2 separate regions of the Homo sapiens genome follow, and region 2 is linked to region 1. Evidence: chromatin loops called from intact Hi-C (ENCODE). Cell type or tissue: natural killer cell. All regions are shown on one strand.

The links. Peaks named below come from ENCODE experiments on the same cell type or tissue, not always from the same donor. Only the 100,000 strongest peaks of a DNase experiment are listed, where the experiment ranks them.
Region 2: it touches region 1 in a loop (2.7-fold over the local background); 5 of 110 quality-filtered maps call a loop at or near these places.

The regions. Positions count from the first base shown.
Region 1 is chr1:198,553,261-198,561,260 of GRCh38, reverse strand. No RefSeq gene overlaps it. Among named protein-coding and RNA genes, the nearest start is that of ATP6V1G3, 17 kb to the right of the region's middle. In natural killer cell, no CTCF peak of the experiment used is centred here; DNase peaks (open chromatin) are centred at 2,650 and 4,110; H3K27ac peaks cover 5,471 bases.
Region 2 is chr1:198,635,782-198,643,781 of GRCh38, reverse strand. It overlaps PTPRC (protein tyrosine phosphatase receptor type C), which reads right to left and starts at 4,742. Exons shown (of 33, transcript NM_002838.5): 1 at 4,645-4,742; 2 at 4,441-4,556. The coding sequence starts at 4,513. In natural killer cell, no CTCF peak of the experiment used is centred here; DNase peaks (open chromatin) are centred at 2,111, 4,731, 5,215 and 7,151; H3K4me3 peaks cover 5,618 bases; H3K27ac peaks cover 7,323 bases.

The DNA of each region.
Region 1 (8,000 bases):
ACTGATTCAGAAATAGTCATTGTGCCTTTGACTAGGATAAAAACATTATCAAAATAAAGAAACAAAATTGCTTTAAATGATTCTAATTTCTTTCAAAGCCCCCCAACACACAGAATAAAAAGGTAATCTCTTCCCTCCAATATCTTCCAACAACAAGAAAGTCAGTCACAGTCTGAATTCAATAGAAATATATGAACATAATAAGCTAAAATAGTAGTAAAAGCCTAATGTTAAATGACAATTTATAAATTGATATTTTCAATTATCATGAGCCATACTACAATAATCATTAGTAAGTCTACTTATTCCAACAAATTCAATAATTTAATTTCAAGTGAGATGGATATTATTCTCTAATGTAATTCTTGCAAGTTAACACAAACAAGTAATTTTTTTCCAAAAGAACTTGTATAAAAAGGCACACCACACACTTGGAGCTTGTATCTATGTTCACTCCCTGTTTGTGTTAAATTGACAGGTTCACTTAAAAACAATTAACACTATAATTCTTATACAGACAAAATAGCTAGCATGTTACATTTTTCATCTGGACATGTTGTTGTCTTATAGACACAGCCAGGAATTCTTGGCAAAAATTCAGGGCTCCTAGGTATACCATAGGTCAGTATTATATAGACTATGTAATTCTGGATTCAATCACAAATGGGCCATTAAAAGCTAACTTTATAAAATAAATAATTAAATAAATAAATAAGACCACCAAATCTGTTGGCTGAGTTTTGCCAGTGCATCTAGAACTGAACCTCACTGGCCCATTATAATCAGGACTGTAAATTGCCTGTTATTAAATTGCTTTTCCTGTGGTAAGAGAAGATACATTGAAGTCAAGCAGGTAACAGCATTGGATCATGATTCATTTTGCAGACTTTATGGAGCCAAATTGCGTGTTGCCAATCAATATGGAGCCACACAGTTGTTTTTAAATGTCTTGCCACAGGAATTGGCTTGCAGCCACCATCGTAGGAGGGTGGTGTAAGGAAGCTGATACTGGAGGAAGGGAGTAAATGCTGTTTCCTCTCTGGAGTCTGTGTATTTGTATATTTTGCTATACAATCAGTATTTTGAAAGACACCTATAAATTTAGAGCCCCTCAGGTCAGAATGCTTAGAATATGGCTTTATTCTAGAGGACAATTCTGATTTAAAAATCCTTGCTTGAACTCCTGAATCTCCCTATGTGTGTATCACAAGCTAAAAAGAGGTAGAGTCCCAGATTGGGATTTCTTAGATTTCAAACATTTGGTTTATGGATTTAAATTTTTATTGTATTCTATAATTTTGGAATTCTCTACACCTTGGCAATTTTGCAGTGTGTGCAATGTCACCAGCAGAGAGAGATCCGTGTTTTAAATATCAAAATCCAAGAAAACAAAAAATAGTTAAGCTAAAATGACTATTACAAGGAACTCAATTATATATTCCATTTCTGAATTGTATCTTTAGAGCTTTCTTTCCTGCTTCATGTATTTTATGTCCTCACAAGAATACAGTATTCTTGCTATTTTATAATTTTTTATAAATAAATCCAAATAGGTTATTTATATATTTTGGTGATAGAAGAAAGCATTAATCAAAAAGGCTATTATAAGTAGCAATAGGAAGTAGAGCACTTATTGCATTTGGAGATAATTTTATAAAGCAGAAAGCCAGATTTTTGAGAATTCTATCCACTATAAATAATCTGTCATAAATCATTGAAGATTTTCTGTTCCATTCTACTTTGTGAAATGAAAATCTCTTGGTAGTCCAATCAAAATATGCATTGGTATTTCTCATATTGCATTTTTTATCCCTCTATTATGACTCAGAACTCTGTAAGGTTGAGCAGGTGTATCTAGGAATCAAGTAACATGAAACTTTGTCTTCCCTAGTTATGTTTTTTTCATTCCAGATATATAAGCTTTTATTAATTTTTTTCTCTCTTGGGGACATTATATCTTCCAAATATTTGCAATAAATTTTATAGTTATCCACATGAGGTTCATTAGTTGTTCAGATGAGGGAAGAGTGAAGTCTGGCTATATATCTAGGAGAGTCAAGAAGAGTTTCTTTACATCTATGTTGTAAAATGTCTCAAAAACATGTCCAGATATCATACATCTCTGATAACCCTTTGAGCCAGGATATTGATCAACAATTTTGCATTGGAAGTATATGCCATTTAACTGAGTTGGTGTTTCTCATTATACTCACTGACATACAAATAGCAACATTATCAAGTCCTGCCTTTAATCCACAATGGGGAAAGACTGTGTGGTAAAGCATGTTATTTCCCAGATTGGGTTTATACAGATGTCTGGAGACATTTAACGTATGCAAGAAGTTCTGGGAAGTCATGGGATGAATAGGAGGCATCCTTTGGAGTGGCATCTTTTCTTGAAGGAGGAAAAGAGTCAAAAAATTTAATTTAATTTGTAAGTTATAAAACAGATAATATTGCAGCAAACATGTAACAGGATAATAGTACACTAATTTGTACCAAGTTAAAGATAATAGTGAGATAAATGAATTTTGGACACTTAATATAAATGTCATGCTTCAGCAGAATGTATTCAGCTACAGCAATACATAGCATCCAGGCTAGACAGTTTTTTCTGTTTTTAGGACTACTTTGATACAGAAGTATGAGACGTGTGGTAGAGTGAAAGTAACACCAAGCTTGATCTTTCCCCCTTGCTAGTGTTGTGAACTTGAAGTCCTGTTAAAAATGTGTGTGTGTATATATATATACACACACATATATATACACGCATATATACACACATATATATGCACATATATACACATATATATGCACATATATATACACACTTATATATACACACATATACACAAATATATACACACATATATATACACACATATATACACATATATATACACACATATATATATACACACACATATATAATATCCAAAATACTGTCATCAAATCAATATCGCGGGTTTTTTGAAAGAATCAAATATGATAATGTGGCTGAAATTCCTTTGCCACCTGAAGAAGAAGAAAAAAGTGGATTTTTTCCATTTATTATTTTATTTAGCAGACATTTATTGAGCACTGACTCTGTGACAAGACTTCACTAAGTATGACTCTTCTCTTCAAGGAGTCTACGTGCTGAAATAAAGGAGACTGCAGTGATTCGATCACTTCAATAGAGTGCACTGAGGCCACTGATAGGTGTTTGTGCTGAGTTGAGTGATAACATTTGAGGAAAAACCTGAATGTAGAGGAATAAGCCTCAGAAGACAGCTCAAGAAAGAGAAGTCTGGGCAGAGGGAACACTAAGAGGCCTGGAGGTAGAAGCACACTTCATTTCTTATGGGGACATTATGTTTGAGGAATAGCATTTTGAGGAGTCAGCACAGTTGCATGGTTTTCTCCAGCAATGTGGTTAACATGGAAAAGAAAGGTAGTTAGATTTTATGAAGGTTGAGGTTTATCAGGGTGATTACAAAAAGGGCTTTGAATGTATAAAGCAAAGAAGGGATTTTTATGGAAGAATCATGGACTCTAAAGAAAGACATGGAGGAAGTCACTGGGACAGAACATGGGTTGAAGGCAATGGACAGGGAGTAACATGAAGGTGGAGAATTGCCCGAGTGAGACACTAAAGTACAAAGAATATTTGAGGGTTTGGCACAGAAAGAAAACAGAGATAAAAGTCCAGGGAAAAGAACACGATATAAAGCAATAGGTGGAGTAATAGCCCAGTTTTGTAAATCTCAGTAATACTTGGAAGGATACACAACAAAATGTTAATAGTCGTTATTGCAGGATGACAGAATTATGAGCCAGTTTTATTTTATTTTCCCTGTCTTCTATATTTTCCAAATTTTCTTCATTCAATATATATTGCTTTTGTAATTGAGAGAAAATTAAAAACAGATGTGGTATCCCAGAAATACGAGAGTAAAACCAAACAGGTAATTAAAGACAATCATTCCCAGACCTGAAGAAATGGAGAGCGATATTCAGCACCACGGAAGCATCACAAACTGATTCCAAGATAGACCAAACTGCCACATCTACTGCACTTCCTTCATGTCTGCACCCTCCCCCCAGCCTCCCTTCCCTCTCCCGGAAACACACAACAAAACTCACACATACAGTGAGAAACTCACACACTAGCACACACACATTCTCACTTCTGCACTTCCTTTTTCTTAAGCTGACAGGAAGCCCTAAATACCATTAACATAGGCAACCACACCCCTTGCATCTCTGAACATTTCTGCATGACTCTGGACAGTTTTGACTGTGCCCTTTGTTTTCACATGGTCGGCTTTGGAACAGGTAAATGTATTGGGAAGGCCAATTTAAGCCAGAAAAAGTTCCTCTTGAATAATTCCAGTTTCCCTCTCCTGCCTCCATCTTCCCATCCCATCTTCACTTCCAATAAAACACATTAATAAACATAAGTTTATTTTCCATCCAGCTCTGGGGGTGTGATTTGACAAAGGGACAACTGATGATCCCCTAACCAAATTTTAGTAATGTTTCTCTGAGTAATTTACCAATGCCACTATCCAAGCTATTGGGGTTCTCTCCCAAAGACCATTGTCTTGAATCCACAGGCATTTTTGCTTATACTCCTCTAGCAATTTCTGCTATCTACAATTCCAGTTCCTTGTCCACCACAGCACAGCACATGAGATTGGCTAATTTTAAAACATCTAATTTAAATTCAGGAACAGGTACAACCAGTGTATAGATTGCTCAATCTTTTTATGAACTATTTTTTAAATCGTTTTTTTCCTTCTACTAATCCTAGCTCTTTGAGTCTTACTCCATTTTGGATGGTTTATCCTGCCTCATCCAAAGACAAAGATTTTTTCTTTAGTTATGTTGGTCCTTGGAAAGGCAAATTTGTTTTGTTTAAGCTGCAGATCTCCAATTTCAGTTTCATTTTAGCTTCAATTGGATGAGTTTCCCTAGATTTGGTACTCAAGGTTCTCTGACTTAACTTTGAATTTGCTTTCCTAAATCATTTAGCTTCAATTCTGTGGTTCCCTGCATCATTTAATCTGTAAAATGTAGTCCACATACAAAACATACTCATGATCTTGAAGGAAACTAAGATAGTGTATACAGGGAGATATATATATCTATTTTATATATATAGTATATACATATATAACATGTATACATATATAATATATAACATATATTATATATGTATACACACATTGTATATATAAAACATGTGTTATTTATACATTATATATAAAACATCATATATATGCTTGGAATATATATATCTATATCTTGGAATATCTATATCTTGGAATATATATATATTGGAATATATATATATATCTTGGCATATATATATATATCTTGGAATATATATATATCTTGGAATATATGTGTGTGTGTATATATATATATATATATATATGCTGAGAAGGTGTTAGCAGGGAAAGGAATGAACCTAACTCTGGGTCAGACAGACCTGCAATCAAATTCCTTCAGTGTCACTTTTTAAAAGGCTGTATGACCTTCAGAAAATTACCTAACTTATTTGAATGTTAATTCTTTAACCAAAAAAATGGAATTATAATCGCCTAATACAGTTGTTTTGAAGTGCTAAGGAAACAGTGAGCACATAGTTCCCAGAACAGTGACTGGCAGTGACACGTGGTCATTTACTTCTTTCCCTCTGTGCCTTCCATTTGGGAGTGACTATCTTTTCATCTGTCAGATGTCAGCCATAATATTAGCACATCTGCAGCCTAAGTTCAAATGAACAAACCTGTCTCTCAAATTGTTTAGAGAGAAATATGTACTCACTGCCTAATAATTCCGATGATTTTCTATGCATGGTCTAGCATTCCAATTGCACTAGCATTTATTAGGCCTAACTTGGGGGGCGGATTCAGATATCCAACTGGTCTTACAATCAACCAGATTTTCTTGAATAAGAAAGAAATTCCGGCTGGGGGCAGTGGCTCACACCTGTAATCCCAGCACTTTGGGAGGACGAGGTGAGCGGATCACCTGAGGTCAGGAGTTCGAGACCAGCCTGGCCAACAAGGTGAAACCCTGTCTCTAGTAAAAATACAAAAATTAACTAGGCATGGTGGTGGGCAGCTGTAATCCCAGCAACTTGGGAGGCTGAGGCAGGAGAATTGCTTGAACCCGGGAGGTGGAGGTTGCAGTGAGCCAAGATCACACTACTGCACTTGAGCCTGGGTAACAACAGCGAAACTTCCTCAAGAAAAAAAGAAGGAAGGAAGGAAGGAAGGAAGGAAGGAAGGAAGGAAGGAAGGAAGGGAGGGAGGGAGGGAAGGAGGAAAGGAAGGAGGAAAGAAAAGAGGAAAGAAAGGAGGAAGGGAGGGAGGAAAGAAAGAAGCTTCTTCAGGTTCCTTTCAATCAAAGAACAGTCAAGACTCAGGATATCTCTCACCCTAGAGCTGAATCTCATAAAAGAAAGAAAGAGAGAAAGGAAGAGAACAGAACAGAAGAGAATCCCCAGGAGGAAAGGGGAAAAAATCCCTTTTGTTGATGTTCAACCTCTGGCAATCTCGAATCCTGTATTACACATCGAATGAAATCATTAATCCATAGAGACACAAAGCTCCCTAGCAAATAATATTATTTCTGCTATTCAACTTAGACTTCATTAGTCTTTCAAAGTTACCAAACTTAAACTTTCTAATTGAGCTAGAAAATCAGAATCTGCCTTTGATCACATTTTTTAATGCAACCTCTCTCTTTTCTGCCTGTGACCATTTCTTCTTACAGCTCTTCTTTCCTTGAAATTGAGAAAGAAAAATCTCTGCAAGAAGAAAATATTCAGAGATAGCCCTCCAGATAGACTCATATGAATAAGAAATCCAGGAAAGATATGAAAAGAAATAAAGAATAGGACCATCTTGCCTTTAGGCCTGCTACTTTTTCTAACATGTTAGTTTAGAGGACTTGTTGGGTTTTTTTAGGTTCTTAGCTTTTTAACTTGGGCTTATTGAATTTTCCAGATTGAGTGATGAAGGTTATCATGTGTTTCAGTTTGCTTCCTTGTCCCTGCTGGGATCACAGTTGAAAAAAAAATTAAAAAGAAATTAAGGTCCATTCTGGTAACAGACCCAGAATTTACAAAGGAACTAAGGGTTGTGAAAGCAAAACCACTGATACATATACCACAGTCAAGAAGTCTGTTTTCATTTAGCAAATAAATATTTAGCTTCCTTTAATAAATCTAAATTCTAAGAAAAATGGCAGATTGTAGAAATGGCAAAGTTAAATTTTTATAAGAATTTCCTTGCTGAAACCAAAGCTAGGAATTTCTGGTAGAATAGTGTAGAAGCTTTTTGGAATCAGGAAGGCTTTTCAACAGTGGAAGCTCAGGGTTCACAGGGAGACTTCTAAAGCATGAACTCACATTCTCAAGTCAGGCTCAAGACCACACTGTTTTCATTAATCCCTCAGATTTCAGATAAATGGACAGAGTCACCTGCAGTCCCGACACTTTACATTAGATAGGTGTTTACTGGTCCCTAACAGCAGCCCCAGAAATTGGCCTCCTGGTAATTGGAGACAGAAGAATAAGGGCAGGTAGTTTTATCTGAAGACTCTTTATGTTACAATTATGATAAGGACCTCATTCTCTGTTACATTCTTAACACTTAGAACAGTGCCTGTTGTGTTGTAATAAATACCTGTTGAAAGAATGAATAAATGTGGTGCTTACATTGTGATAGACACTTAACTACTTTTTGTATATCACTGCATTTAAATTAAAAGTTTACAATCACTCTGTAGTTTAGATATCACACTACCCAGTTTACAGATAAGAAGATGAGCCCCGGAAAGGCTGCACAATTTGCCCATGCAAGAAATAGAATTGTTTGATTCTAAAACTCTTATAGTTATGCACTTTCATTCCACCTCATCCTCAGTCTCAAAATCAAGGGCTATTAAGGAACTGTTTGATAATGGCTCCAACGGTCATGAAATTAAACTGTCCTATGTTTATT
Region 2 (8,000 bases), 83 kb before region 1:
CCGCTACATTTGTATTTCCCTCCCATTCCTTGCTTTTTCTCCTATGGGTATGTGTATCTGAAAAATAAAATTGACCCTCCAAATTACATTACCTAGAATGTCCAAAGAGCAGATCAAAGAAAATTTAGGAAAAACATTCTCAAACTATGAACTTTTAGGAAGTCAGGAGGCTCTTTCCAGACGAGAGGTGAGATAAGGAGAGTAAGAAAGGGAGCAAAGAAAAAACAAACAAACAAACAAACAAAAACAAAAAGGCAAGACTGTAAACATCTAGATCCAAAATCAACTTAATTTAATCTGGACAAAATAGTCCTGCTGTCTTCATCCTCCCACTTCGCCTCTGGTTAATTTTTTTATCTCATATTCTCCCTCTTTTTGACTTCCCTCTTTGAAAATTTTCCTTTCCTTTGTCACTACAATATGCAGTTTTATTTTTTTAATCTATGATTTATTCAGTGTCTGGTGAAAAATTAGGTATGGGAACTATGAGTTTATGCCTTTTGTGTCTCCTATACCTGATTTCATGTAGGTTACAATGTCAAGAAATCCACTAATTCACATGTCATCATCATCATCAATCATCATCACAAAAAAGAGCAGATTGAAATGACTTGAAAAATGCCAAGAAAAGGTGATAAAAAGTGTGCAATTCAATGGAAATATTTTGTGGCAAAAGTGACATAAGAGAACATAATAGAAGAAGTAGGATTTGCCCAGAACCTTAAACACCTTGAGAAAGTATAGAGGTGGGTGTTAAAACTACCTCCTGTTTGTTTTCTTTTAATCAATCATAGAAGAAAAAGAAAGAAAAAAGAAAGAAAGAAAGAAAGAAAGAAAGAAAGAAAGAAAGAAAGAAAGAAAGAAAGAAAGAAAGGAAGAAAGAAAGAAAAGAAAAAAGATCCCTTCCCAGCTCCAGGCCTAGCCCCCAGATCATTAGTGGAACCAGTTTCTCTGGCAAAAAAGATTAGAATTTATACCAAAGGCAATGAGAAGAAATCAGTAACCCTTCACTTTTTATTTTACTTTTTAAGCTGTAGATTACATTAAAAAAAGGATGAGACTTCAGACTGATTAAAAAAACTATTACAATTTTACAGGTGAGAAATAATAAAGCCATGAATTAAGATGATGGCAATGGAGGTGTCAAAGCAAGAAGTTATTAGAGATTATTACAAAGCAAAATTTCAGGACTTGGGGAGCATGTTAATGTCTGGATTTAGGAAAGGTAGTAAGTTCCGTGTTTCTGAGGGATGAGTCTAGAGATGGAGAATCAGAGTGATCAACACATAGTAGGCAATGATACGTAACCAAATGGAGAAAAGAGAACACAGGCGAAGGTCTGAAGTTCATGGGAACGCCAAATAGACAAACATGGAGAACTGATAGATAGATAGATAGATAGATAGATAGACAGATAGATAGATTGACTAGTATATATAACCCACAAATATATAACTAGTTTATGTGTGAGTATCTACATAAAGAAATATATGTTCAAGTATATGAACAATGTAGAAACATCTATATTTCTATACTGGTTAATTGTCACTGGTGAGAGGATAGCAAATAGTCCAGAACAAAGAAAGAACTAAGTTCAAGCTAACTACTCTGCCCCTATACTTACTTACACAGAACAAAAGAGAAAAAGATAATATAGGCCCTAGCCGTAGTCTTTCCTGTAACAAAGTACATTTCAAACTTTAGCAATGATAAAGGTCACAGGCAGGTTTTTAGTAGGACATTTTTTTTCAAATTAATAAGTAATTCTAATCACATTCCCAAATCTCTAAATTATGGAGTATTTAGAACTTAATAGGACTGCTTACCAAATTCAATTAAATAATTTTCATTGAATGTCTGTGATGTGCAAGGCACAGTCCATGTTTATAACATGAGATATATATTTTTAATACAGATGGAAAAATGAAGAATTATGTCCAGGAAATGAGTCTTAACTGTTATGACTCATAACAAAACTCATCATATACCTCACATACCATAACTCATATACTCCTAACTGCCATGCTATAGTGTGGTAGATCTGCCTGGCATTACAACTTTATTAGAACCAGAGAACACTCACCTTCACCTGCCTTCTTAAAACCATCATTGTCCCCTAACATTATTTAGAAATTCTAAACAAAGTTTGGCTTCCAGTTGCCATGGCAAAGAGGCACAGAGCAAGAGGATTAGGAAGTCTTGAGTAAAACTGAACCCTGCCTGGTTGTTGCCGTGGCAAAGATTAACTTTGGCCTTGTCCGTGTGTGCATTTTAGATATTAAATAAAATATTTGAATTATGCATAGAGTTACCATTGATGGCTCTCTACATTTGGCTCTATTTCTTTATGCCTTTACAGCATACAATATAAATTTTGTTCCCCAAAAGTTTATTATTTCCTGTAGGCACTAAACTAATTTTAACACGTTAAAATGAAACATAGAATCCAACTCATTTGTTGCTAAAAAAGAAAAATAAATAATTTAAAGCATTAAGAATTTTCCAAATTATACATTAAATCACAAAATGTTTCTTGCAACTTGAAAGGATTATAAACAATATTTGCAGATACAAATGATTATATCTGTATATGTTTTTCCACAAATAAGCATATATCTCAGGGAGTCTACAAATGTCTTTTAGAAAAATGTTTGCTCTCAATATTTATGTGAGCAACTGAAGATAAAGTTGAGTTTTCAAAATAAATTTATGTATATCCATTTATTTGCTATGGTATAAATCATTCAGCAAAGTTGATATAAAGGTTTCTAGACCCCATCATATTATTTCAATTATAAATTCAAAGATGTGTCTTATGGTTAAAAAAACATCCTGTAATAGAATGAGTTGAATTTTTATTCACAAAGGAAATATTTCACACTCTGATTTAAGCATATAATAGGATATTTGGTCTATTCAGGAGGTTGGGAAGTTTGCCTGGAATAAAAAGCAATGGAGCTAGACCTGAAGAAAATAATAGAAGTTAAATGAATATGAAGAGAAGAAAAATATTCTGGCTTACAAAATGTCTCAGTATTTCTTTATGCTCATTTAAAAATGCTTTTCGACATTTCCTGAGTGGGAATTTTAAATGAAAATCTGTTCTGATTTGTGATAATATACATATATCACTTCATTGAGATTATTATTCTTTATAATTTACTTTTTATTATCATAAGCTTTAAAGGGATGGTAACTTGATAAACATTTTCTGTACTAAGACAAATGCTGCAAATATATAGATTTTTAAAAAATTCACCTTTGCAATAAAAAGCAAAACAGCCACAACAACAACAACAAAAATCTTATGTTGTTTTTCTTTCCTCTTTCTTTCCTCTCCAAATAGAAATTGTCAATGTAACATGCTCAAGAGGTAGCTACTTCCCTGACTTTCAGAGGAAAGAAGAACGGTAAAAGTCAAAAAAAGACTTCAAAGTGAATTGTAATAAGCAAGTTGTTTTAAAATACTTTTTATACTTTTTGGAATTTCTACAAAAATTTTATTTTCAATGTCCTTTTAGATACTACATCATAAAGAGAAATATTAAATATTAATTATTAGTTACATTCTATAATCTATTGAAATGTACTCATGATTCATATTGACGCCGCTCAAGAACTATCCATTGAATAGACCATAAATGTGCAAAGATTTCAAACTTTAATAGGCACTGGAAGTCCAACTAGTTGCATTTTCCTACTGAATACAGCATTTGCATGATTTTTAAGAGTTTAAATATTTCTATCTCATCAAGGCTGTAATATTTACCCACCACCCAGGAAGGGCGGTGGCTCCACAAGAATTTCTAAAGCAAAAATGTATTAAAACTATTAACAAGAAACTAAAAACTTGATTTAAAATACATTCTGTGATAAAAATTGCAGAAAGTTAATATTTTACTAAATATCTCAATATATTTTTGAACTATTATATACCCAAGTATTCAATAAAATATGTCAATTAAATTCAAAATTTGAGGAAGCAAACTTCAGGTCTGAAAAGAGGGAGTGGCTTACATACAACCAAAGCTGTTTTATGACTTTTTAAAAGATCAAATTTGTTAAAAGAATAAAAACTCACTTATTTTATCATTAAAAAATTCTCAGGCTTTTATAAATGTGTGTTATTGTCACTTTGGAAGTTAAGTAATAATGTTGCTTTTGTAATATCTTTGAACAGTTGTAAATAAAGATACAGATAGACATTGCTTTCCTTTTAAAATTGTATTTTTTGTCCCGAAACATTTATGTCTTTGTAAACAGAAACAATGTATTCTGTCACACAACTAGCTATGTCTCCCTGAGACAACAATCTTGATGGTTTACAGCAGGCTTCTCACTTCCAGTTACCAACACATTTAAATTATTTTTATGTCTATTTCAAACATTCCTCCAAAAGAGAAAAAATAATTTAAAAAATATTAATATCCTTGTACTTACCTGTCACAAATACTTCTGTGTCCAGAAAGGCAAAGCCAAATGCCAAGAGTTTAAGCCACAAATACATGGTCATATCTGGAAGTCAGCCGTGTCCCTAAGAAACAGCATGCGTCCTTCTGAAAAGCAAAATAATTGTTATCTCTGTAGAAGTTTTTCTCTGTAAAAACGAATCAAAAATGTAAAAGTAAATAAATAAATGCATACTCTCCACTGTTGTCTTATCAGACGAGGAACAATTTCCTCCTCTGTTACCCTAAGAACAAACCACTTGCTAGCTGCATGAACTGCTAGGTGATGATGTCAGATTCGGTTTTACTAACTTCTCCAAAAATACTGTAAGGGTCCTCTTTGCAGGAAGTCAAAAAAGTTGTTCTAAGTCAGTAGAATGGCATTGCACTTCCTTAATTCAAGTAATTACACCAAGTTAGAAAGCCTTTTAAAAGATTTTCCCATCAAGGAAGATGTTTTTAAACCATCCAAATAATGCTCCTTTACAGTATCCATTACCATTTTTTTTAAATTAAATCCCCACAAAATAATCAATAATTTTCTTACTTAAGAGATGACAAACAGATTCAGCATAAGTATAACAAAATGGGTGTTGGCAAGATGACTTAGTAGAAAGTATCAATATTTGACTTACTGAGACGGCCAAATGAATGAAAAAACTACTAATCTGGTTATTTTTGGCAACCCAGTATCATTTACCATTAGGGCATTCAAAACTCAGCAATATGACAGTTTTAGCAGTAAAACCCATTTCTTATGCAAAAGCACTTTCAGACAGCTTAACAGTTTTGCCCCAAATCTTTCACAGATATCCTTGTGAAGCTAGGAGTGGAATCAGAATGTCATTTCTACTATAGTTACAGCAAACCCTGCTTCCAAAAACTAATGTTTCTGTGACTTAAGATGTTCTTGGCGCTACTGATGAGGGAAAGGACAGTGAAAACCAAGAGATACCTTTAACAAAAGTTAACTTGTTTCCTTTTTCTCAGCAATACTTTTTCAACTTTTTTAACAAATAAGACAATGAATTGTATTAACACAATGCTCTTCACCATTCTGATGTTCTTAGTTAAGTCCATCTATTAGGAAAATGCTTACTGGCAAAAAGTATAAATTCAACAATACAATTAGATGAATTGGTTTTATTAATACAATATCTATATGCCTTTAAAAATAAAAGTACACACATGTGCAACTCATTTATTTGAACAATAGATAATGCTTGGGGGACTTTTAGACAGACAGAGCCCTTGTGGTAATTCTGCAAACCCTAGTTTGGAAGCATTATTGTAGGGTTCTTATATTTAAGTAAATAAATCTTTTGATACTTACAAACTTTTTTGTTTTACTCTTACATTGGCTGCTAGGAACTACAGAGCCAAATTTCTATCACACTTTGTGCAAATGGAAATAACCCCACAGCTTAAACTCTAGGTAATAACCTTTTAATAAGATTGTAGTTAAGAATATTATTTTACTATGATTATTATTATATTTAACTTATGGAGCACTTACTATGTGCAGGAACTATGCTTTGCACTTTACATATATTGTATAATTTGTACGATACCCTTGAGCTAGATAATGTTATTATTCCCCATTTTATCTGTGATGTTCAGAGAGGTTAGTTGAGTTGCCTAAGATCTTGCAGCTAGGATGTAGACAAGCTATATTTAGAACCCAAGTCTCCAAGTTTAATTTTGCTTTCCTTACTCACCTTACTATTGCCCTTTATTTTTCTCATCCCTTTTACCAATCTTTTTGTACTATGTAAGTTTATAATACTCGAAAAGATAGACCTTTGAATCAGTGAAAATGAAATTATTCTCTTTTTGCAAATGTATTTTTAAATAAGATAACTGTGCAAGTAAGCACTAATTTTCATGTGGGTAGGCCTAATAAAACATCAGTGTCAGAACTCATGGATTTGAATACTCAGCTCCTCAGCCTATGTCTTAAAATACATTTGCAACAGAAAACTCTTTGGGGATTTGCTTTAAATATCTTTAAGCAAATACTTGTGTTCTGTGAGCTTGCTGTTATGGCAGAATATTTGGCAAAATTAGAGGCCAGGAGAAAAGTGTATATGATCTTTTAAAAGGAAGAAAAGTATATAAAATATACTCTATAACAATGTGAGTTTAGCAGCCTTAAACGGACATTTTAAAAGGGATTTGTGGCTTTAAAAAAATAGTAAGAAGTTAGGAGATTCAATTCCATTTCAGACAGGTGAGAAGACAGATTCTACCCAAGGAATCCAAGATAGATTAGCAACAAATGAGTTGCATTATATGTGTTAATCCAACACATATATAATGTTTTAACATATTCATTGTGTTAAAATTGAGTTTAGTGTCTATAGGAAATACTAGAATTTTAAGCAGCAAAATCTGTACTGTGTATTATAAAGGTGTAAAGACATACAGCTTGAAATACAGAGACATCAGCAGATGAATGTATATACAATTCTGATGGCTCAGAATGGAGACAGTGGCAACCCAGAGGTTTGTTAGCCTGAGGTCCAGGCTGTCAGGAGGGTAGGCAAGAGGGAAGGCCCTAGCAGCTTGTTAGGAGACAGAGCCAGGTTGTCCTTGATGGTATACTACACTAAGCCAGACATCCAGGAAGGACTCCGGGTAGCAGCTTGTCTTTCCACAGGGCATCTGGGGAAATTTCTACTGTATCACATACAGGCCTGGCATCCAAGCCTTCCGCTTGCATCAGCAGAAAACTCTCAAAGAAAACAGGAGGAGTATTTATGACATACTGATGTGATCCACTCTCACTGATTCCCAGAGGGAGGGTGGGCTGGTTGCTGATAAATGGGTATTTTGCAAAGAACAACTGAGTCTAGGAAATGGGCAGGAAGTAACACCAGATTTCATACATAGTAAATACAATGGCACTTGTTGAGTAGCTGAAAACAGTATGTATCCAAAGTCATCTCAAATTTTGATGAAGAAAATTTCAAAATAATCATAGTTAATCAACTTACAATAGATTTTTAAAAGCTTAAAAACTTAATATTTACTTAAATCAATAAAGTCATTTTCCAGATTTTTAAGGCTACCTACAGTAGAGGTTATATAAAGACAGAAACAGATTACAAGTTAACTACAGAGGCAGATGTTACTCATTTGTTCATGCATTCATTCACTCATTCATTCAACAAATACAGAGCAAGTTCCTAATGTAATCCAGTCATTTTACCTGACATGAGGAAAAAATGGTGAGCAAAAACAGGCATGCTTTCTTTCCTATCTACACTTTAGTGGAAGACACAATAATTAATTATCCAGTCATCATGACACTTTCATCACAAAGGCAATACTTCCACACTGTGATTTAAGCATATAATAGGATATTTGGTCTATTCTGGAGGTTGGGAAGTTTTCCTGGAATAAAAAGCAATGGAGCTAGACCTGAAGAAAATAAGTTAAATGAGTATGAGGAGAAGGAAAGTATTCTAGGCAGAAATAATAAATTTAAAGGAGGAGACTGTGTTCAAGGAACAGGAAGAGATGTGAGGCTGATGTAGAAAGAAGCAGAGC